Linked DNA regions of Homo sapiens: region 1 is linked to region 2. The links are chromatin loops, found by intact Hi-C in ENCODE. Cell type or tissue: endothelial cell of umbilical vein. All regions are shown on one strand. Each heading gives the region's core, and the rest is flanking DNA. Links, peaks and the distances in the headings are about the cores only. Region 1 overlaps STK10 (serine/threonine kinase 10). Region 2 overlaps LOC100288254 (a long non-coding RNA gene).

Evidence for each region. A loop is a pair of places that touch in the nucleus more often than their neighbours do. Peaks named below come from ENCODE experiments on the same cell type or tissue, not always from the same donor. Only the 100,000 strongest peaks of a DNase experiment are listed, where the experiment ranks them.
Region 1: it touches region 2 in a loop (5-fold over the local background); 10 of 110 quality-filtered maps call a loop at or near these places.

What each region holds. Positions count from the first base shown.
Region 1 is chr5:172,055,218-172,066,275 of GRCh38, forward strand. STK10 (serine/threonine kinase 10) reads right to left here. Exons shown (of 19, transcript NM_005990.4): 13 at 9,503-9,595; 14 at 5,922-6,051; 15 at 2,132-2,256; 16 at 371-559. Among named protein-coding and RNA genes, the nearest start is that of FBXW11, 54 kb to the left of the region's middle. RefSeq lists enhancers at 1-461, 462-961. In endothelial cell of umbilical vein, for the core only: a CTCF peak has its summit at 4,613 (motif pointing left); no DNase peak of the experiment used is centred there.
Region 2 is chr5:172,287,784-172,298,841 of GRCh38, forward strand. It overlaps LOC100288254 (a long non-coding RNA gene), which reads left to right. Exons shown (of 2, transcript NR_130933.1): 2 at 8,951-10,593. Among named protein-coding and RNA genes, the nearest start is that of UBTD2, 9.5 kb to the left of the region's middle. In endothelial cell of umbilical vein, for the core only: a CTCF peak has its summit at 5,890 (motif pointing left); a DNase peak (open chromatin) is centred at 5,838; H3K27me3 peaks cover 708 bases.

The sequences.
Region 1 (11,058 bases), core at 19-8,018, 230 kb before region 2:
AAGATGGAGTCTCGCTCTGTTGCCCAGGCTGGAGTGCAGTGGTTCAATCTTGGCTCACCGCAACCTCTGCCTCCCGGGCTCAAGCGATCCTCCCACCTCGGCCTTCCAAATAGCCACCACACCTGGCTAATATTTTTAAAAAATTATTTTTTTGTAGAGATGGGGTTTTGCTGTGTTGCCCAGGCTGGTCTCAAACTCCTGGGCTCAAGTGACCCGCCCGCCTCGGCCTCTCAAAGTGTTGGGATTACAGACGTGAGCCAGCCTGCATCTTGTTTCATATTCTCCAAAACTGTATAAGGCCCAGGTCCCGCCAAACCTGGCCCTGCCTACACCCCAGCACACTTGCAGACCCCGCAGGCCCGGCCCCCACCTGCTTGATCTTCTCACGCTGCTCAGCTGCGCTGCCCCCGCCGTTGATGTGGAGGCTCTTCTTGTACATGGCCATGCGCGTCTTGCCCTCACTCCTCTGGATCTTGGGCAGCCGCGCCTTTTCCTGTTGCTGCCGCACCTTCAGCTGCTCTATCATGCGCTGGTTGTAGCGCTGCATCTGCTCCCGCTCCTGGAGAGGAATATCCAGAGGGGCTGAGGGCAGCTGCACTCTGGACTCAGAGCGTGGTCACAGGCTAAAGGTCCCCACACTCCACTCAGGGGCCCAGGACCAACGCAGCCCACAATGTTCAGCAGATCAAGGCTGGTGTTATTTTGCTTCTACACTAATAACATTATTTGTTCTCACTTTAAAAATTCTTGTTAATAATATCTTGGATTCTTACCTTCTAAATGCCTTTTCATCTAATCAATGATGGCATGCCATCATTAGCTAATATCTCAAAGCAAAATGTACACGAAAGGGGATGGTTTACCATTAGTGATGGCAGATATGAACTTATATTTTAAAAAATCCTGATAGATTTGAATTTTTTCCTTCCCCTAACACCTATTTGTATTTCAAAGCTCAGCATGGGCATCACCTCCTCCAAGAAGCCTTCCCCGATTTCTTCACTTGGTTGGGTAGCCTTATTCTGAACTCCCATGGCCCTATACTGACTTCCATCACTGCATTTAGATAAGAAACTGGAATTATACACAGCTGCTGTGCATCCAGACCTTGGTCTGTCTGTCACTGTCCCACTATGGAGGCTGAACTGAGACAGACAATTCCCGCAGGAGAGGGTGCTTTGGCCACACAGAGTAGGGGCCCTCACCAGCTCTGGGGAGTTCAGGGAAGGCTTCCCAGCAGAGGTGGTGTTTAAGTGGAGACCTAAAAGTATTGAGGGAATGCACAAGAAAGAGAGAAATAAAGACAAAATGGAAAGGGAGGACAAAAAGAGGGAAAAGAGAAAAAAGAGCAAAAGAAAGACACACACCGGGCAGGCACAGTGGCTCACGCCTGTAATCCTGGCACTTTGGGAGGCCAAGGCGGGCAGATCACTTGAGGTCAGGGGTTTGAGACCAGCCTGGCCAACAGGGTGAAAGCCCAACTCTGCTAAAAAAAAAAATACAAAAATTAGCCAGGCATGGTGGCAAGCACCTGTAATCCCAGCTACTCGGGAGGCTGAGGCAGGAGAATCACTTGAACCCAGGAGGTGGAGGTTGCAGTGAGCCTAGATGGCGCCACTGCACTCCAGCCTGAGTGAGAGAGCGACTCCATCTCGAAAGAAAGAAAGAAAGAAAAGAAAGAAGAGAAAGAAAGAAAGAAAGAAGGAAGGAAGGAAAGAAAAGAAAGAAAGAAAGAAGGAAAGAAAGAAAGAAAGAAAGAAAGAAAGAAAGAAAGAAAGAGAAAGAAGGAAAGAAAGAAAGAAAGAAAGAAAGAAAGAAAGAAAGAAAGAAAGAAAAGAAGAAAGGGAAAAAAAAGAAAAGAAAGAGACATACACAGCAAGTAACAGTCAGTGAGGGAGCCACTTGGGCCATTGGCTTCCCTGCATCGTTTCCCCTATTCCTAGCCCCTTGAGCTGAAGCAGGACGCCCCTGGAGAACCTCCTGGGGCCTCACTGCAGCCAGCCCTGGCTCCTCTTGGGGGCACTTGTCATCCAAAGTGTGCACCCAAGAGGTGCCCCATCACATACAGCCTCATGGCTCTCCCAGGTCGGCCCGGCAGCAGATCCGAGCCCCGTGCCACCGGCAGCCTCACCTTCTCATGCTTGCGCAGCAGCTCGTGCCGCTGGAGGAAGTACTGGTCTTTGAGCTGCTGCTTCACCAGCTGGTGCCTCTCCTGCAGCTGGTGCTCTTCCATCTCCCACAGGGCTGCTTCCCGGTCTGCAGAGGACATGCCACCGAGCTGGTGAGGTGCTGACAACCAGAGACTCGACAGGCCCCCTGCCCCCCACCTCTGCCTGGCCTCCTCATGCTGGAGATGATAACCAACCTGCTGGGCTCAGGAATTGCCACATGTTCTACCTCATTAGACCATGTTGGCTGATCTGAGCTGAGGCCTAGAAACTTCCTTTAAGCCTAAGGAATGAGAGCTCCCAGGAGCATGGTATAGCAGGAAGTATTCAAAGTCAGGAGCCACAGAAACTGCAGCTATAGGCTGGAACCCAGCTCCATCGGTGGGATTAGGAATGGAGAGGTTCTCTAGGCATCAGCTGCCATGTCTGCCAGATGGACACAGCTATACCATGGAGGGAGGGGACGTCCTTGGGAGAAACTTTGAAGTGCAAAGTTTCCACACTGCATCTCTACCTTCCTGATGGGCACCTGGGAAGAGCTCAGATGGAGACCCCATGAAGAAGACAGAATGGCCTCTTGTCACTATTTCCTCCTTTGAAAAATGGGTGAGATCCTCCTTGTCTCCTGCACGTCCCAGGCATGCGTTATGAAGACAATGAAGATACTGGCATCTTAACACTGGAGGTCTATTAATCCACCCCTGTGCACAGCACCCGGGTGGGGACCTGGGGTCAAAGGGAGAATCTCACGCCCTTCGAGACAGGAGATTATGCTTGGCTCAGTGCGAATGTTGTTTATTTCACTGCATTCCTGTTCCGTGCAAAATGGTATCTGCTTTTGGTATATCAGAATAGTGATTCTGGCTTCCACCCCAAAATCAGAACCACAGTTCTGTAAATAGGACGGTTCTTACCAACATCATGGGATAGGAAAAGGAAGTGAGGGCTTTTCTCAAAACAACTGTGCTCTATTCAGAATATTGAAAACTCAAGAACCCTGTTTTGCTGATCCACATCAAATAATAAGAGGTTTATCTTGCTTAACTGCACTGGTCATCAAAGGCCTGGATGAGGCCTGTTTTATAAATGAGCCAAAAATTGCCCTGGGATATTGGCCTCGTGTTGTTTACTTCCTCACAGCAGGCTTGGACCGTCAAAAGTCCACAGGCACCAAACTCAAATTTGTACCCATCCTCTTGTTATTTTTAAAACATAATATGTACGGCCAGGCACAGTGGCTCACACCGTAGTCCCAGCATTTTGGGAGGCTGAGGTGGGCAGATCGCTTGAGCCTAGAAACCTGAGACCAGCCTGGGCAAAATGGCGAAACCCAGTCTCTACTAAAAATATAAAAATCAGCTGGGTGTGGTGGTGTGCACCTGTAATCACAGCTGCTCAGGGGCCTAAGGCATGAGAATTGCTTGAACAGGGGAGGCAGAGGCTGCAGTGAGCCAATATCGTGCCACTGCACTCCAGCCTGAGTGACAGAGTAAGACTTGGTCTCAAAAAACAAAAACAAAAAAAATGTATATAGTTACATAAAAAAGCTCAAACAGGGCCAGGCGCGGTGGCTCATGCCTGTAATCCTAGCACTTTGGGAGGCCGACGCAGGCAGATCACAAGGTCAGGAGATTGAGACCATCCTGGCTAACACGGTGAGACCCCGTCTCTACTAAAAATACAAAAAAAAAAAAATTAGCTGGGCATGGTGGCGGGCGCCTGTAGTCCCAGCTACTCAGGAGGCTGAGGCAGGAGAATGGCGCAGTGGCTCACACCTGTAATCCCAGCACTTTGGGAGGCCAAGGCAGGTGGATTGCTTAAGGTCAGGAGTTCAAGACCGGCCTGGCCAACATGGTGAAATCCCATCTCTCCTAAAAATATAAAAAATTAGCTGGACATGGTGGCGCAAAGCTGTAATCATCCCAGCTATGAAGGAGGCTAAGGCAGAAGAACTGCTTGAACCTGGGAGGTGGAGGTTGCAGTGAGCTAAGATTGTGCCACTGCACTCCAGCCTGGATGACACAGTGAGACAGCGAGACTCTCCATCTCAAAAAAAAAAAAAAAAAAAAAAGCTCAAACCAAGCAGATATTTAGCCATTTGGAGCCTGCCTACTTTGCATACCCCATGAAACTGCACCTAACATCTGCCAGCCATAGAGATGGAAGACCCAAGGGCTCCATAAAGACCCCAAGCCACCGTTGCCCTTTGCAGTTCTCTGACCCAGAGACGCCCCGTCTGAGCTCCCCACGCTGGACGACATCATCTAGACATGTGAGCCCCCTCTCAGTCCCCTTCTTGCCCAAGAGTTCCTTTGCCCTCTTCCCCTGCTGGATGGTGGCCCGCACCATCATCTCCAGAAAGCCTCATTCTGTAAGGGACCCCCTCAGCGTGTCAACTTGTCAAAATGCCCCCCAAGCAAAGCTGCTGGTATGCTACTGCCATCTTGTGGTCATTTATTTTTCCTCAATCAGCCCAGAAATCCCTTGAACTCCCAACAGCACCAGGGTAGGCCCGGCTTCCTGATATTGTCATCCAAGGCCCAGCTCTATCACCCATTAACTGTGCAACCTCAGTGCTATGATCTAAACGTTTGTGTCCCCTCCCCAAATGTGTATGTTGGAATCTTAACCCCTGAGGTGAGGGTATTAGGAGATGGGGCTTTTTGGGAGGTGATTAGGTCATGAGGGTGGAGCCCTCGTGAATGGAATTAGTGCCTTTTTATTAATAAAAGAGACCCCAGGCTGGGCACGTTGGCTTATGCCTCTAATCCCAGCACTTTGGGAGGCTGAGACAGGCAGACCACTTGAGCCCAAGACTTTGAGACCAGCCTGGACAACACAGAAGACCCCATTTACACAAAAAACACAAAAATTAGCCAAGCGTGGTAGCACGTGCCTGTAGTCCCAGCTACTTGGGAGGCTGAAGTCAGAGGACTGCTTGAGCCTCAGAGGCAGAGGTCACAATGAGCCATGACTGTGCCACTGCACTCCAGCCTTGGCTACAGAGCTAGACCCTGTCTCAATAAATAAATAAATAAACAAAAATCCCCAAAACCCAAAAAACCACAAAACCCCAAAAACCCAGAGACCCCAGAGCTAGTCTCCCTTCCACTATGTGAGGATACAGTGAGAAGGTGCCATCTATGAAGCAGAGAGTAAGTCCTCTCCAGACCACAAATGTGCTGGCACCCTGACTGTGGATTTCCCAGCCTCCAGAAGTGTGGGAAATGAATGTCTGTTGTTGATAAGCCACCCAGTCAGTGGTATTTTGTTACAGCAGCCTGAATGAACTAAGATACTTGGCCAAAGAATAGTAACTCTCCAAGCCTCAGTTTCCTCATCTACAGAAATGGGGATAACCTAGGCCCTGCCTCACAGTGTTAGGTGAGGATTTGATGAGATAAAGGTAGAAAAATGGACTGGCACATGGCCTGGCAGAGTGGTTGCTCAGTCCACGCCAAGCTCTCTCCACCTCCCGTAAATCCAGCTCACTTATTAACATACTCTGCCTGTTTCTTTCTTTTCTTCTCTTGACTTCTGGAATAATCTCAAATAGTCTTGGTGACAACTGGTGTCCTTACCTCGTTCCTTACTTCAAGTGGGGCTTTTCCCCAGGTTTCCCCATGAAGAATGATGTTTAGTTTTGGGGATGGAGAAGGCCTGGGAGGTTCTTGTTGCCCACCCCACTTCCCAGGGCTGGGATGTCCACAGCGACTCTGGGCCAAGACAGCGCTGCCACTTGCACACCCCCACCTCGAAGGAGCTCCTGCTTCTTCATGAGGCACTCGCGCTCCTTGTCACAGATCTCCCGCCTGTTGTCGGTGGTGAGCCTCTTCATGGCCAGCTCCAGGTCCTCCTTCTGCTTGGCTACAAAGTCCCGGTCCTGTGGGGAGAGAGGAGGACAGGCCTTTATCCAGAGCCGGCTTGGGCACCTCCATGTCTCTTCCTATTATGGGAGAAAAGCCCGCGTGATCAGAGAAGAAAATGCAGGAACAGAAAAGAAATTGGTGGAGGAGAAATTTAAGGGAGACTTAGAGACGCATCAACCAATTTCAACATGTGGGCTTCATCTGGATCCTGGATCAAAGAACAGTCTCGGTCTGTCACCAGAGCTGGAGTGCAGTGGCATGATCTCGGCTCACTGCAACCTCTGCCTCCCGCGTTCAAGTGATTCTCCTGCCTCAGCCTCCTGAGTAGCTGGGATTATAGGTGAGCACCACCACTCCTGACTAATTTTTGTATTTTTAGTAGAGACGGGGTTTCACCATGTTGGTCAGGCTGGTCTCAAACTCCTGACCTTGTGATCTGCCTGCCTCGTCCTCCCAAAGTGCTGGGATTACAGGAGTGATTGGAAACTGGAATACTGACAACATGACGTTGTTCAGCAATTATTGTTGAATTTGCTAGGTGTGTTTATGGTATGGTAGTTATTTCTGTGATGTTTGACAGGTAAAATAATATGATGTCTGGGATTTGATTAAAAAGAATACCTTGGGGTCAGGGAGTGAATGAGTGGACATGAGGTGATATTACTGAGATTAGGTGACAGGTATATGGTAGTTCATTATACCTATTCCCATGTTACTTTTCTTTTTTCTTTTTTTTTTTTTGAGAGAGAGTCTCGCTCTGTCACCCAGGCTGGAGTGCAATGGCGTGATCTCAGCTCGCTGCAACCTCAGCCTCCCAGGTTCAAGTGATTCTCCCATCTCAGCTTCCTGAGTAGCTGGGACTACAGGTGCACACCACCACACCTGGCTAACTTTTGTATTTTTAGTAGAGACGGGGTTTCACCATGTTGGCCAGGCTGGTCTTCAACTCCTGGCCTCAAGTGATCCACCCGCCTCGGCCTCCCTATTCCTGTGTTTTTAATTTTCCATAATAAAGGGTAAAAAAAATTAAAATAAAAAAATTTAGAAACCACGGAATTAGTAAAACTCTCCACTCATCTTATCCCCCAGAGTTGGCAGCTGCGGTAGGTATGTCTATACAAGTGTATCTATAGCTATTGTTATTGCTGTGTTACAAAAATTATTAAAAAGGGCTCAAAGAGATATGTGTGCACCCAAGTTCACAGCAGCATTATTCACAACAGTCAAGGGATGAAAACAGCCCACGTGTCCGTCGATAGATAAATGGATAAATCATGTGTTATATCCACACAATGGAATATTATTCAGCCTTAAAAAGGAAGGAAATTCTGACACATGCAACAACATGGATGAACCTTGAGGACATTACGCTAAGTGAAATAAGCCAGTCACAAAAGGACAAATATTCTATGATTCCACTTACATGAGGTACCTAGAGTAGTCAAATTCATAGGGAAAGCAGAATAAAGTTACCAAGGGTTGGAGGAGAAGAAATGGAGAATTACGGTTTGATGGGTGCAGAGTTTCAGTTTTACAAGACAAGAGAGTTCTGGAGATAGATGGCGGAGATGGCCGCACAATGTGAATAGGCTTAACGCCACTACACTGTACACTTAATAATGGTAAAGATGGTAAACTTTATGTTATGACTATTTTACCACAATTTTAAAAAATTATTTTAAGAAATCTTTCCATGTTATAATGTGATCTTCTGGCCAGGTGCAGTGGCTCATGCCTGTAATCCCAGCACGTTGGGAGACTGAGGCAGGCGGATCACCTGAGGTCAGGAGTTCGAGACCAGCCTGGCCAACATGGTGAAACCCTAACTCTATTAAAAATACAAAAATTAGCTAGGCGTGATGGCAGGCACCTGTAGTCCCAGCTACTTGGGAGGCTGAGGCAGGAGAATTGCTTGAACCCAGGAGGCAGAGGTTGCAGTGAGCTGAGATCGTGCCACCGCACTCCAGCCTGGGCAACAGAGTGAGACTCCATCTCAAAAAAGAAAAAAAAAAAACTGGGATGAAACTCCCAGTTTTGAAACTCCGTCTCAGATAAATAAATAATGTGATCTTCTATCACATGTGTTTGAATGGCTGAAAATATTTCATGCTATGGATGTTATTTATCCAATAAACAACAGGGTGTCTCTAGGTTTTATCTATTTTAAATAGCGCTACTTCATATTCTGGTAGCTAAGTATTTGTGAACCTCTGTGATAACTCCTTCAGGATTTTCAGATTCCCTCAGGATTTCTAGAAGCAGAAAATCCAAGCCAAAGGATGTGTACATCTTCAAAGCTCTCCATGCAACTGCCTCCTCCAGGCCAATCTGCTGTCCCTCTGCGTGGATGAGGGCCTGTGTGCCCCGCCCTCACCAGTCCTGCGTTCTCTTCCTAATCGTGCTGTAATGGGACAGACAGGTCATAGGGTGTCCCGGAGAGAACACAAGCTTGAGGCCTCGACCCCCTCCCTGAATGTGAACTCAGCAATGTTACCTCTCTCAGCCTTTGTTTCCTCTTCTGCGAATGGGAAAATGAACAGCTCCTACCATAGTAAGCTATGAATGCTGAAGCAGGTAATATACAAAGCATTTCTAAATATGGACTCAAAAATTCTTTGCTTTGGGGGCTGAGGAAGCAGAACACACAAAGACCCCCTCGTGGGGGAAAATAGGAGCATTCCGGCAAAGGATGAAAAGAAGGCTGGGGAGGCCGGCCAGGGCACAGCAAAGAGGCGGCGCTTATCTTAGGGACAATGTGGGAGCCACTGAAGGGTTTTAAGGCACAGGGCTGTGGGGGGAAGGGTGCTATTATCAGACTTGGAATTCACATTGATCACACGCAGGCAGGAGAGAAGAAACTGCAGGGGAAAAACAGCTACAGGAAGCCTCGCTGGGAGGCCACTGGACAGTGGCTGGGGGATCATGGAGATGGTGACGAGTTCATAGATCCAGAGACAGGAGATAAGAAATATACATACCATGCTTCTGGAGGTGACGAAGGACTGGAGGGAAAGGAGGCGTCAGGAATGATGGGCCAGAAAGGAAGGAAAATGGCACCCCCTCAGAGCATAACAGGACCAGGTCTGGGACATCACAAGTTTGATGTCCTTCAGACTTAAAAGATGCCAAGTGGGCAGGGGAATATACTGGGTTGGTCAAGGAGATGTGACTTACAAATAAATAACCCTAAAACAAGGTAGGAGGTGCTAAGGGTTTGGGAGGTGGTCAATGTAAAGTGTTGGGGTATCCAGAGATGGAAGAGCTTACTTCCAGATGGAGGCAGGGCAATCGAGGAAGGCTGCATGGAGGAGGGGATAATGGGGCCATGAAGGATGAGGCCAGATTTAGGTATTCAGAACGGGGTATTTGAGGGGCAGGGATTGGGCAAAGGCAGAGAGGGGGCCTGGTCACCATTCCAGGTCTCGCACCAGCCCCTGCGCTCCCCAGCTGAGGCCAGGGACTCACAAGAAGCTGCTTTTTCTGCGTGTGCTCCTCCATCTTCTGCTTCATGCTTTCCTTCCGCTGCTGTCGGGGGAGCTTCTCCACCTCGTTCTTCACCTGCAGCAGAGACAGCAGAGAGTAGCTGGGTCAGGGTCCTCTCCATGCTTCCTACAGTATAATCTTCAACGCAGAACCCCCGGGCCAGAGAAACCAAAGAAGAGGCTCAGCTTTGCAGCGGCCAGCACCCTACGCGGCTCCCCACCAAGCCCCTCTGAGCAGGTGCTCCACACTGGCCTACTCCTGCCTGCCGCTGGTTTCAGCTTCCAACTCCCCCAGAGTGGGCAGGTGCTGTTTTCAGCAGCTTGGTATCCACCCCCCTCTTCTGGTAACAGCACCTCAGTTTCCTGCAGGGAAGTGTTTCTCAACCTTTTTAAAAAATTACAGTCCCTACAGAAGTTCTTTTAGACATTTTTCCCTAATCCCTCTCCCCCCATGAAATACTAGTCCAACAGACAATATCGTCAATCTGACAAACCATTGTCATATTTCAGTTATTTTGCTTCCTTTAGGGTAACACTAGCCGGGCTGAAAATGCACTTTTTTTTTTTTTTTTTTTTGAGATGGAATCAAGCAATTCTCCTGCCTAAGCCTTCCAAGTAGCTGGCATTACAAGTGTGCACCACCACACCTGGCTAATTTTTGTATTTTTAGTAGAGATGGGGTTTCACCATGTTGGCCAGGCTGGTCTCAAACTCCTGACCTCAAGTGATCTGCCTGCCTGGGCCTCCCAAAGTGCAGGGATTACAGGCATGTGCCACCGCGCCTGGCCGAGAATGCATACTTTAGTATCCCCCTTGTCAGCCCCTGAGGTCCAGGTGAACTGACATCCCTACCCCCGCTGGCCCTGGGCTGAGCATCTGATCCAGGCTGGCCAAGCAGCATATTCCATGCCCTTAGCCTCAGGAACTGATTCAGAGATAAGCACGTGACCCTCACTGGTCCAGTGTGAGCTTTGGGACGTTTGCTGGAACTACTGAAGAAAAGCTACCTGCTGTCCTCTGGGGTTGTTAAACTGGAGGGATGAAGGCCAAGGTGAGTCACCTTGTCAGCCCCTGGAGGGGACTGCCTGAGATGAACTCAGCACAGGGAAGCAATGTCCAGAGATGAGAAGAAGAATCCCTGGCAACACTCCTGCCCTCCTGGTCAGACGCCAGCAAGTGTTCTTTCCTTCTTAAGCCAGCTGGGATTGGGTTTCTGTCTTTTATAACAGGAGGGAGAAGAGATCCATGACACTTCTCTCTAAGGACCTTAGAGTTCCTCAGACAGTTCCTTCCCAAGAAACCCACACCTTCACAGGTGCCTAATAACCCAAAACCTGCATTGACAGAGGGCTCTTAAGAGCATCTGATGGGGGGAAAGGCCCGCCTGTGATCAAAAAGAGAGCATTCCAGGGAGTTCTGGCATGGTGAGGTAAGCCAAGACAGGCTGTGTCTCCTGATAATTACAGTGAAAACTCTGCATCAAATATGAAAGCAGCTACTTGAGGACTCTGAAAACCAAACAAAAGCAGGTGGCACGAA
Region 2 (11,058 bases), core at 1,992-9,991:
GACCTCGTGATCTGCCCACCTTCGCCTCCCAAAGTGCTGGGATTACAGGCGTGAGCCACCGTGCCCCGAGCCACTGCGCCCCGTCCACGTGCTTCTCTTTTTTGTGGTGAAAACATTTAAGATCTACTCTGTTAACGATTCGGAAGTATACAGTGCATTATTATAGTCACCATTCTGTGCAGTAGGTCACTAATGCCTATTCCACCTAACTGAAACTTTCTACTCTGGAATCAATATCTCCCTTTTCCCCATCCACCCCCACCCCTTCACCAATTTACATTGTACAAGTCAATGGTTTTTAGTATATTTACTAAATATCAATAGTCAATGAATTTTAAAACATTTTTATCACCCTAAAAAGAAACCCTGTACCTATTAGCAGTCACTCCCCATTTCATTCTATCCCCTACCTCACCCCAGCCCTAGGCGACCACAAACCTTTCTCTTTTTTTTTTTTTTGAGACGGAGTCTCCCTCTGTCACCCAGGCTAGAGTGCACTGGCACAATCTCAGCTCTCTGCAACCTCGCAGTTGAAGTGATTCTCCCACCTCGGCCTCCCGAGCAGCTGGGACTACAGGTGTGCACCACCATGCCCAGCTAATTTTTTGTATTTTTAGTAGAGATGGGGTTTCACCATGTTACTCAACCTTCCAGGCTCAAGCAATCCTCCCACCTCCCCCCGCCTCCCCCCCGCCAACCCGCCACCCGCCGCCAACACACACAATACCCAGTAGCTGAGACTAACTTCATTCCTCTTTATGGACAATATTCCATTGTATGGATGTACCACATTTTGTTTATCCTTTCATCAGTTGGTGGTTATTTGGATTGTTTCCATTTTTTGGGTATTGGAATAAAGCTGCTATGAACATTCCTGTACAAGCTTTTGTGTAGCCATATGTTTTTAATTGTCTTGGATTTATACCTAGGAATGGAATTGCTTGGTCATATGGTAACCCTGTTTAACTTTCTGAAAAATTGGCAAATTGTTTCCAAAGTGGTTTTGACTTGATTTTCCTAATGGCTAATAATGTTGAGCATCTTTTTATGTACTTATAGGCCACTTGTATATCTATTTTGGAAAAATGTCTACTCAAGATACTTGCTCATTTTTTTTTTTTTTTGAGATGAAGTCTCGCTCTGTAGCCCAGGCTGGAGTGCAGTGGCATGATCTTGGCTCATTGAAACCTCTGCCTCCCAGGTTTAAGTGATCCTCCCGCCTCAGCCTCCTGAGTGGCTGGGATTACGGATGCCTACCACCATGACTGGCTAATTTTTGTATTTTTAGTAGACACGGAGTTTTGCCATGTTGGCCAGGCTGGTCTCGAACTCCTGACCTCAAGTGATCTGGCCGCCTTGGCCTCCCAAAGTGCTGGGATTACAGGTGTGAACCACTACACCCAGCCTATTGCAGGTTTTTTACTTTTGTGTGTGTGTGTGTGTGTGTGTGAGACGGAGTCTTGCTCTGTCACCTAGGGTGGAGTGCAGTGACGTGATTTTGGCTCACTGCAACCTCTGTCTCCTGAATTCAAGTGATTCTCCTACCTCAGCCTCCCAAGTAGCTGGGATACCAGGCACCTGCCACCACGCCTGGCTAATTTTTTCTCTTTTTTTTTTTTAGATGAAGTATCACTCTGTTGCCCAACCTAGAGTGCAGTGGTGCAATCATAGCTCACTGCAGCCTTGAACTCCTGGCTCAAGCAATCCTCCCACTTCAGTCTACCAAGTAGCTGGGTCTACAGGTGCACACCACCATGCCCAGCTAACTTAAAAAATTTCTTTTTGGGCTGGGCACGGTGGCTCACACCTGTAATCCCAGCAATTTGGGAGGCCGAGGTGGGTGGGATCACCTGAGGTCAGGAGTTCAAGACCAGCCTGGCCAACATGGTGAAACTCTGTCTCTACTAAAAATACAAAATTAGCTGGACGTGGTGGCACATGCCTGTAATCCCAGCTACTTGGGAGGCTGAGGCAGGAGAATCGCTTGAATCCGGAAGGCAGAGGTTGTGGTGAGCCAACATCTCGCCATTGTACTCCAGCCTGGGCAACAAGAGCGAAACTCCATCTCAAAAAAAAAAATTCTTTTTGTAGAGATAGGGTCTTGTTATGTTGCCTAGGCTGATCTCGAACGACTGAGATCAAGTGATCCTCCTGCCTCAGCCTCCCAAAGTGCCGGGGTTACAGGTGTGAGCCACCACACCTGGCTTAACTTTCTTTTCTTTTTTTTTGTTTTAATTTTGGAGACGGGATCTTGCTCTGTTGCCCAGGCTGGAGTGCAATGGCACAATCTTGGCTCACGGCAGCCTTAACCTTCCAGGCTCAAATGATCTTCTCACCTCAGCCTTTCTAGTAGCTGGGACTACAGCTGCATGCCACCATGCCTGGCTAATTTTCTTTATATTTTGTAGAGACAGGGTCTCACTATGCTGCCCAGGCTGGTCTTAAACTCTGGCCTCAAGTGATCCTCCCGCCTCAGCCTCCCAAAGTGTTGGAATTACAAGCGTGAACCAATGCTCCTTGCTTAACCCTCTTGATAGTGTCTTTTGAAGCACAAAAGGTAGTTTCCTTTTTTTGTTTGTTTTTTTTTTTTTTGGAGATGGGGGTCTCACTATGTTACCCAGGCTAGACTCTGACTCCTGGGCCCAATCCATACTTCCACCTCAGCCTCCTGAAGAATTGGGACCACAGTCATGGACCACTGCACCAGCTGATTTTAATGAAGTCCATTTAACCTATTTTTTTCTTTGATTGCTTGTGCTTTGGGGCTCATATCTAAGAAACCATTGTTGGCTGGGTGCAGTGGCCCGTGCCTATAACTCCAGCACTTTGGGAGGCAAAATGCCTTGAACCCCAGAGTTCAAGACCAGCCTGGACAACATAATGAGACCCTGTATCTACAAAAAAAATTTAAAGAATTAGCTAGGCATGGTGCTGTGTGCCTGTGGTCCCAGCTACTTGGGAGGCTGAGATGGGAGGATCACTTGAGAATGGAAGGTCGAAGCTTCAGTGAGCCATGATCATGCCATTGCACTCCAGCCTGGGTGACAAAGCAATATACCATGTCCGAAAAAGAAAAAGAAAGAAAAACAAAAAGAAACCATTGTCTAAGGCCATGGAGATTTACACTCTAAGAGTTTTATACTTTTAGCACTTACATTTAGGTCTTTGATCTGTTTTGAATTAATATTTTTATTGTGGTAAAATACATATAACATGAAATAACTTATTTTTATTTTTTATAAATGTATTTGAACTAAAGATGGGATTTTGCTATGTTGCTTAAGCTGGTCTTTAACTTCTGGCCTCAAGCAATCCTCCCACCTTGGCCTCCTACAGTTCTGGGATTAGAGGTGTGAGCTACTGCACCCAGCCTGACTTAATATTTATAAATGATGTAAAGTAGGGATCCAACTTCATTCTTTTGCATGTGGATTTCCAGTGTCCCAGCATCATTTGTTGAAAAGATTATTCTATCCACCCCCGCCCACCTTTTTTTTTTTTTTGAGATAGAGTTGTGCTCTTGTTGCCTGGGCTGGAGTGCAATGGCACGATCTCGGCTCACTGCAACTTTCGCCTCCCAGGTTTGAGTAATTCTCCTGCCACAGCCCCCCAAGTAGCTGGGATTACAGGAATGCACCACCATGCCCAGCTAATTTTGTATTTTTAGTAGAGACAGGGTTTCACTATGTTGGCCAGGCTGGTCTCGAACTCCTGACCTCGAGTGATCCACCCACTTTGGCCTCCCAAAGTGCTGGGATTACAGGCGTGAGCCACCACCTCCGGCCATTCTTTCCCCATTGAATTGTCTTGATGCCCTTGTCAAAAATCAATTGACCATAAATGTTAGAGTTTATTTCTGACTGTCAGTTTTATTTCATTGATCTTTTATGTCATGATTATGCGAGTACTACACTGTCTTAATTACTGTAGTTTTACAGTAAGTTTTGAAGCTGGGAAATTCAAGGTTGTATTGTCCTCTTTATGTACTGTTGCATTCTATTTGCTAACTTTTTTTTTTCAGAATCATAAACAGCTCTTTTATTTCTATATTAAAATGATTTTTGTGGCATATTTAGCAATTTAAAAAAATTGTTATTTTAGGTTTGGGGGTACATGTGAAGGTTTGTTACATAGGTAAACACGTGTCATAGGGGTTTGTTGTACATATTATTACATCACCCAGGTATTAAGCCCAGTACCCACTAGTTAGCTTTTCTGCTCCTCCCCCTCCTCCCACTCTCCCTCCTCCAGTAGACCTGTGTCTGTTGTTTCCTCCTTTTTTTTCTTTCTTTCTTTTTTTTGAGACAACGTCTTGCTCTGTCACCCCTGGAGTGCAGTGGCATGATCTCAGCTCACTGCAAACTCCGCCTCCCAGGTGCAAGTGATTCTCCTGCCTCAGCCTCCTGAGTAGCTGGGATTATAAGTGCTCACCATCACGCCCGGCTAATTTTTGTATTTTTAGTAGAGATGGGGTTTCACCATGTTGGCCAGGCTGGTCTCAAACTCCTGACCTCAGGTGATCCGCCCGCCTCAGCCTCCCAAAGTGTTGGGATTACAGGCTGAGCCACCGTGCCTGGCCTGTTTCCTTCTTTTGTTTCCTTCTTTGTGTTCATAAGCTCTTACCATTTAGCCCTTATAACATTTTGTTCTAAATTATTGCATCTCTGGTTATGAATATTTGCCTATAATTTTTTTTTGAGACGTAGTTTCGCTCTTGTTGCTTGAACCGCCTCCCAGGTTCAAGCACTTCTCCTGCCTCAGCCTCCCAAGTAGCTGGGATTATAGGCATGAGCTACCATGCCTGACTTTTTTTTTTTTTTTTTGAGACAGAGTCTCGCTCTGTCACCCAGGCTGGAGTGCAGTGGCATGATCTCGGCTCACTGCTCGGCTCACTGCAACCTCTGCCTCCCGGGTTCGGGCAATTCTCCTGCCTCAGCCTCCCGAGTAGCTGGGATTACAGGCATGTGCCACCAAGCCTGGCTAATTTTTGCATTTTTAGTAGAGACAGGGTTTCACCATGTTAGCCAGGATGGTCTCGATCTCCTGACCTCATGATCCACCCACCTTGGCCTCCCAAAGTGCTGGGATTACAGGTGTGAGCCACCGCACCTGGCCCTAAGTTTGTATTTTTAGTAGAGACAGGGTTTCTTCATGTTGGTCAGGCTGGTCTCGAACTCCTGACCTCAGGTGATCCACCACCTCGGCCTCCGAAAGTGCTGGGATTACAGGCGTGAGCCATTGCACCCAGTGTCTATAGTTCTTTTTTTCCTTAAAGGTCTTTGTCCACTTTTTGTATCAGGTATTATTTTGATTTTATGGAAGAGAAAAGGAAACTCTAAAGAACGGAGGAATGCAGATAAGCAGCAGCAGCAACCCTAGGGCTGAGACAGTGCACTTAAGGAAGAGGCCCTTCTAGGGCTGAGAGCCAGTGCCCCATTGCTGGAGGGGATATGGCCTTGGCTTGGTGAATGGCAGAGAAGTTCCTCTTGTGCCACACCAGTGGAAGTTGCTGGAAATCCCTTCTCTAGGACTTGCTGATAATATGCCCTGTAATGCTGAAAGGCTGTTTATAGGAGGTACCCCACTTAGAGCCATTCTGCTGTGAAACTACCGGGTACTACGAAGTACCTGGAGAAATTGCTCATTGCTAGGTGGTGTAGGCTTCTGCATATTGCAGGATCTGGGCCTTGGAGAAGCTGCCCACCACCTCAGGAGCCTGGTGCTGGAGCAACATATATACTGAAGGAGCTATGCTAGAGAAGCTTGTTTGTGCCGCAAAAGCTGGCCACTTAGAAAGGCTGCACACAGCGCAGGAACCTGGCACTGGAGAAGCCACCCAGGCTGTGGAAACCTACTGAGTGAGTGAGCCTCCTGCAGTGTCTCTCCAGTGCCCTCTACTGTCAAAGCTAAACATTGTGCCAGCTGGCAAAGAAACAATATTTAAAGGGCCCATATTCATTTTCACAGAGCAGGCAATGAAGATTGAGTTTGCATCTGAGATTCAACAATTTGATAACTGGCATAATGTTCTACCTGAAAACTTTAAAACCTGTGCTTCACAACTCTTGGATCTAGGGAATTACAGAAATTAAAGAATTGCTACAAATCCAAATCTATGGGATATATGTAAAGCACATATCCCCAGAAAAACTCATATATCAAAAGAAAATTCATAGCCCTGTTAAAATTTTTAGACAAATTACATTAAAGCAGAATTTATTTAAGCAAAGAATAATTCATGAATCAGGCAATCCTCAAAACCAGAACAGGTTGAAAGATTTGTAGCCTGCAATGTGGGCAGGCAGCACTTATGAATACTTCAGGTGATTACAGCTCAGCATTTGCTTTATTTGAACATGGTCTAATCAGTTGCCCAACTGTGATTGACTGAGGCTTGGCTAGTGTGACCGGCTGAGACTCAGCTACTGTTACAAAAGTATACTCCTAAGTTAGGCTTGTAGTTCGCTGATGTACTAAGGTTACAATTTGTTCCATAAGGACTCAAGTACAGAGGCATCCTCAAGCCAAATTTAGTTTAACAATTCCTCCATTTTGGTCAGCCTCTCAATTTTTGAGAGATTGACCTAAACCTTGAGCATTGATGCCACTCTCTGTCACCATTGCAAATGGACCTATTTGGTTTTAGTATGAAATTCACAAGTCACAAAGTCACAGCAGTTGAATAATTCTTGATGTTCTTGATGATCTAATTGAAGTGAGACCACTGAACACTCAATGGATGGCTTCATACAGACATTTAAGATGACATTTAAGATGGGCATGGTGGCTCACACCTGTAATTCCAGCACTTTGAGAGGCTGAGGCGGGTGGATCACCTGAGGTCAGGAGTTTGAGACCAGCCTGACCAACGTGGTGAAACCCTGTCTCTACTAAAAATACAAAAATTAGCCAGGCATGGTGGCGCATGCCTGTAATCCCAGCTCCTCGGGAGGCTAAGGCAGGAGAATCCCTTGAACCCAGGAGGCGGAGGTTGCAGTGAGCTGAGATCGCGCCATTGCACTCCAGCCTGGGTAACAAGAGAAAAACTCTGTCTCAAAAAAAACACAAAAAACAAAAAACAAAAAAACAAGAGGATATAGTGTACTAGGGGGATTATTATGATGACTGTCAGGAGGAAAATACCAAAAGACTAAAGAGTACTCTTCAATAGGAGTCCCCATGAACCAAACAACCAAATCAAACAAGTCAAAGTTCATACAATATAGGCATCTGAGTTCATTTGGTCATAGTCTTTGTTGAGGCACAATGGCAATTGAGGACCATAGTTCACTGTAGAGTGGTCTGATTTAAAGAGGTATCCAGTTTTGTTGTTAGCCTGTTAACACAAGTCATAGTAACCTGAAGACCCACTAGAAGAACATAAAGATTGGAAAACCTTGGAAAAGCCAAGCTTGCCATCCACCATTTAGGATGTCTGCAAGCCAACTGTTGTTTGCTCCTATAAATACATCGTGTTTCCTTTTTCTTGAGACATTTCCTTAATGTATTTGGTGGCAATACCTAAAGAAACAGCAATATCAGCTGGGCAAGGTGGCTCACGCCTGTAATCCCAGCACTTTGGAAGGCCGAGGCAGGGGGATCACCTGAGGTCGGGAGTTCGAGATCAGCCTGGCCAACATGGTGAACCCCGTCTCTACTAAAAATACAAAAATTAGCCGGGCATGGTGGCACTTGCCTGTAATCCCCGGGAGGCTGAGGCAGGAGAATTGCTTGAACCTGGGAGGCGGAGGTCACAGTGAGTTGAGATAGAGCCACTGCACTCTAGCCTGGGCAACAGAGCAAGACTGTCTCAAAAAACAAAACAAAACAAAAAATCCAGCAACTTTATTTTTAGAGATGCGGTCCTGCTAGGTTGCCTATGCTAGACTTGAACTCCTGAGCTCAAAGCTATCCTTCTGCCTCAGCCTACTGAATAGTTGAGACTACAGGTGTGTGCCATCATGCCCACCTACCATCAACCACCTTTTAAATTAAGCTTTCTGTAGTAGCAAAATCAGGGGAAAGATAGGTACAAGATTCAGTTTTGTTTAGGACCATGCACAAGCCCTGAGCAAAAAGAAGAGCTAAAGCTGTTGATGTTCCTTAAGGGCTTGTTTTCTTGTTTTTTTTTTTTGTTTTTGTTGTTGTTGTTTTGACAGAATCTCGCTCTGTCACCCAGGCTGGAGTGCATTGGTGCAATCTTGGCTCACTGTAACCTCCGCCTCCTGGGTTCAAGCAATTCTTCTGCCTCAGCCTCCCGAGCAGCTGGGATTACAGGCACGCGCCACCACGCTTGGCTAATTTTTGTATTTTTAGTAGAGATGGGGTTTCACCGTATTGGCCAGGCTAGTCTTGAACTCCTGACCTCAAGTGATCCACCCACCTCGGCTTCCCAAAGTGCTAGGATTACAGGCATGAGCCATCGCACCCGGCCCCATTAAGTGCTTTTATTGAAAATGTATGTTGTCATCCACATTTCAGAGGGCGACTTCTACTTATCTGAACCCCTGGGAAGTCTGATTGGCCAAAAAGTCCAAGATTTTTCCCCAAGTTATGAATTAGCTTCAATTCGATACTAACAATACTCCACAATTATCAAGAGTGAGCCCCCAAGAACCCCATTGGAACTGTTCCTCAATGGAAACTAACTTGTCTTCATATACCCAACAATTGCTCTGTTTTTTTGCTGGAGCATGAACCTTAGCTAAAGCCATCCACAAATTATGGTCCCATGGATTTTCCTGGAGAGAAAAGGAAAGGATTAGGGCAGCAGGAAAGAGGGGGTCAGGGGAGGATAAGGCTTTCATGATGCAAAGAAGTCTTGACCCATGATCTTGGGAAAGAGTCCACATCTAGAATGCCTTCTGCTTCTGGAGGGAAAAGTTCCCTCACCAGCTTTACCTGAAAGTCTCCCACAGGTATACAGCTTCAGGAGTCTCGAATCCCACAGGTATACGGCTTCAGGAGTCTCGAATCCCACGGGCGTACGGCTTCAGGAGTCTCGAATCCCACGGGCGTACGGCTTCAGGAGTCTCGAATCCCACGGGCGTACGGCTTCAGGAGTCTCGAATCCCACGGGCGTACGGCTTCAGGAGTCTCGAATCCCACGGGCGTACGGCTTCAGGAGTCTCGAATCCCACGGGCGTACGGCTTCAGGAGTCTCGAATCCCACGGGCGTACGGCTTCAGGAGTCTCGAATCCCACGGGCGTACGGCTTCAGGAGTCTCGAATCCCACGGGCGTACGGCTTCAGGAGTCTCGAATCCCACGGGCGTACGGCTTCAGGAGTCTCGAATCCCACGGGCGTACGGCTTCAGGAGTCTCGAATCCCACGGGTGTACGGCTTCAGGAGTCTTGAGGGGCTCCTTTGAGTTGAGAGTTGTGGATCCAAGTCTCAGAGCACTGAAGTTTTGTGGCAGAGAAGAACTTGTTATGGTCCCTTCCAATAGAGTTCAAGGACAGTCTTTCTCTGGTGTCATTTCCAAAGGACTCAATCGCTGAGTTTTGGACTCTGAGAAATCTAGTTGTCATCTGCTGGTGGGTCATGAAGGCCCCCCCTTTTTTTCTTTTTCTTTTTCTTTTTCTTTTTTTTTTTGAGACAGAGTCTCACTTGATCACCCAGGCTAGAGTGCAGTGGCGTGATCTTGACTCACTGCAACTTCTGCCACCCAGGTTCAAGCAATTCTCCTGCCTCAGCCTCCCAAGTAGCTGGGATTACAGGCGCCTGCCACCACACCTGGCTAATTTTTGTATTTTTAGTAGAGACGGGATTTCATCATCTTGGCCAGGCTGGTCTTGAACTCCTGACCTCGTGATCCGCCTGCCTCAGCCTCCCAAAGTGCTGGGATTATAGGTGTGAGCCACCGCGCCCGGCCTGCCTTTTTTTTTTTTTTTGTTAACCTAGTGAAAGTATGCTTTGGCATAATGCATTAAAGCCTTGCACTACTGAATCATAGCAGAGTTTATAAGAGTAGAAGATACATGAGGTTCTATTCTTAGGGGCATAGGCCTTCCAGTGACTGTTTCTTTTCTTTCTTTCTTTTTTTTTTGAGATGGAGTCTCGCTCTGTCGCCAGGACTGGAGTGCAGTGACACGATCCCGGCTCACTGCAACCTCCACCTCCCAGGTTCAAGCAATTCTCCTTCCTCAGCCTCCCGAGTAGCTGGGACTACAGGCGCGTGCCATGACACCCAGCTAATTTTTTATTTTTAATAGAGATGGGGTTGAAACCCCCATGTTGGCCAGGCTGGTCTCAAACTCCTGACCTCAGGTGTTCTGCCCTCCTCGGCCTCCCAAAGTGCTGGGATTACAGGCATGAGCCACCATGCCCGGCCCAGTGACTGTTTCATAAGGGGTCAAGTTACATTTTCCACTGAGAGGGGAATCTGATTGCCATCAAGGCCAATGGTAATACTGTTAGCCAAGGCAATCCAGTCAATTCACTTAACTTTGCCAGTTTCAGTTCCAAGATGCCATTTGTCCTTTCAACCTTTCCAGAAGACTAAAGGTGATAGCAACAATGGTAATGCCATTGTGTTTGTAACACTTTATTTTATTGCTTTATAACTTTCCGAGTAAAATTGGTATCTCTGTCAGTGGAGCTTTCTTTTCTCCAAGAATGCCCCATAAAGGAAACACATTTTTGAATAAACTTTTAGCTACTGTAATAGTATTGGCCTTCCTCCATGGAAAGCTTCTATTCAGCCAAAGAACATAGACTATTACAAGAACATACTTATATCCCATTGAAGGTGGCAATTGAATAAAATCCCTCTGAAAATGTTCAAATGGCCCATCAAGTAGCAGAAATGAAGCAAAACCTGAAGTTTTGTCTTTACAGAATTGTGGGTTTAACAAACCAAACATTGGTTACCACATCAATATTTTTTCTGTAATTTATATCATTTTTTTCTACTCCATGGTGAGCTATGGCAGGCATAACTTTTAATGATGGAAACTTTTGGCCGGGCGCAGTGGCTCACACCTATAATCGCTCCTTTGGGAGGCCTAGGCAGGCGGATCACCTGAGGTCAGGAGTTCGAGACCAGCCTGACCAACG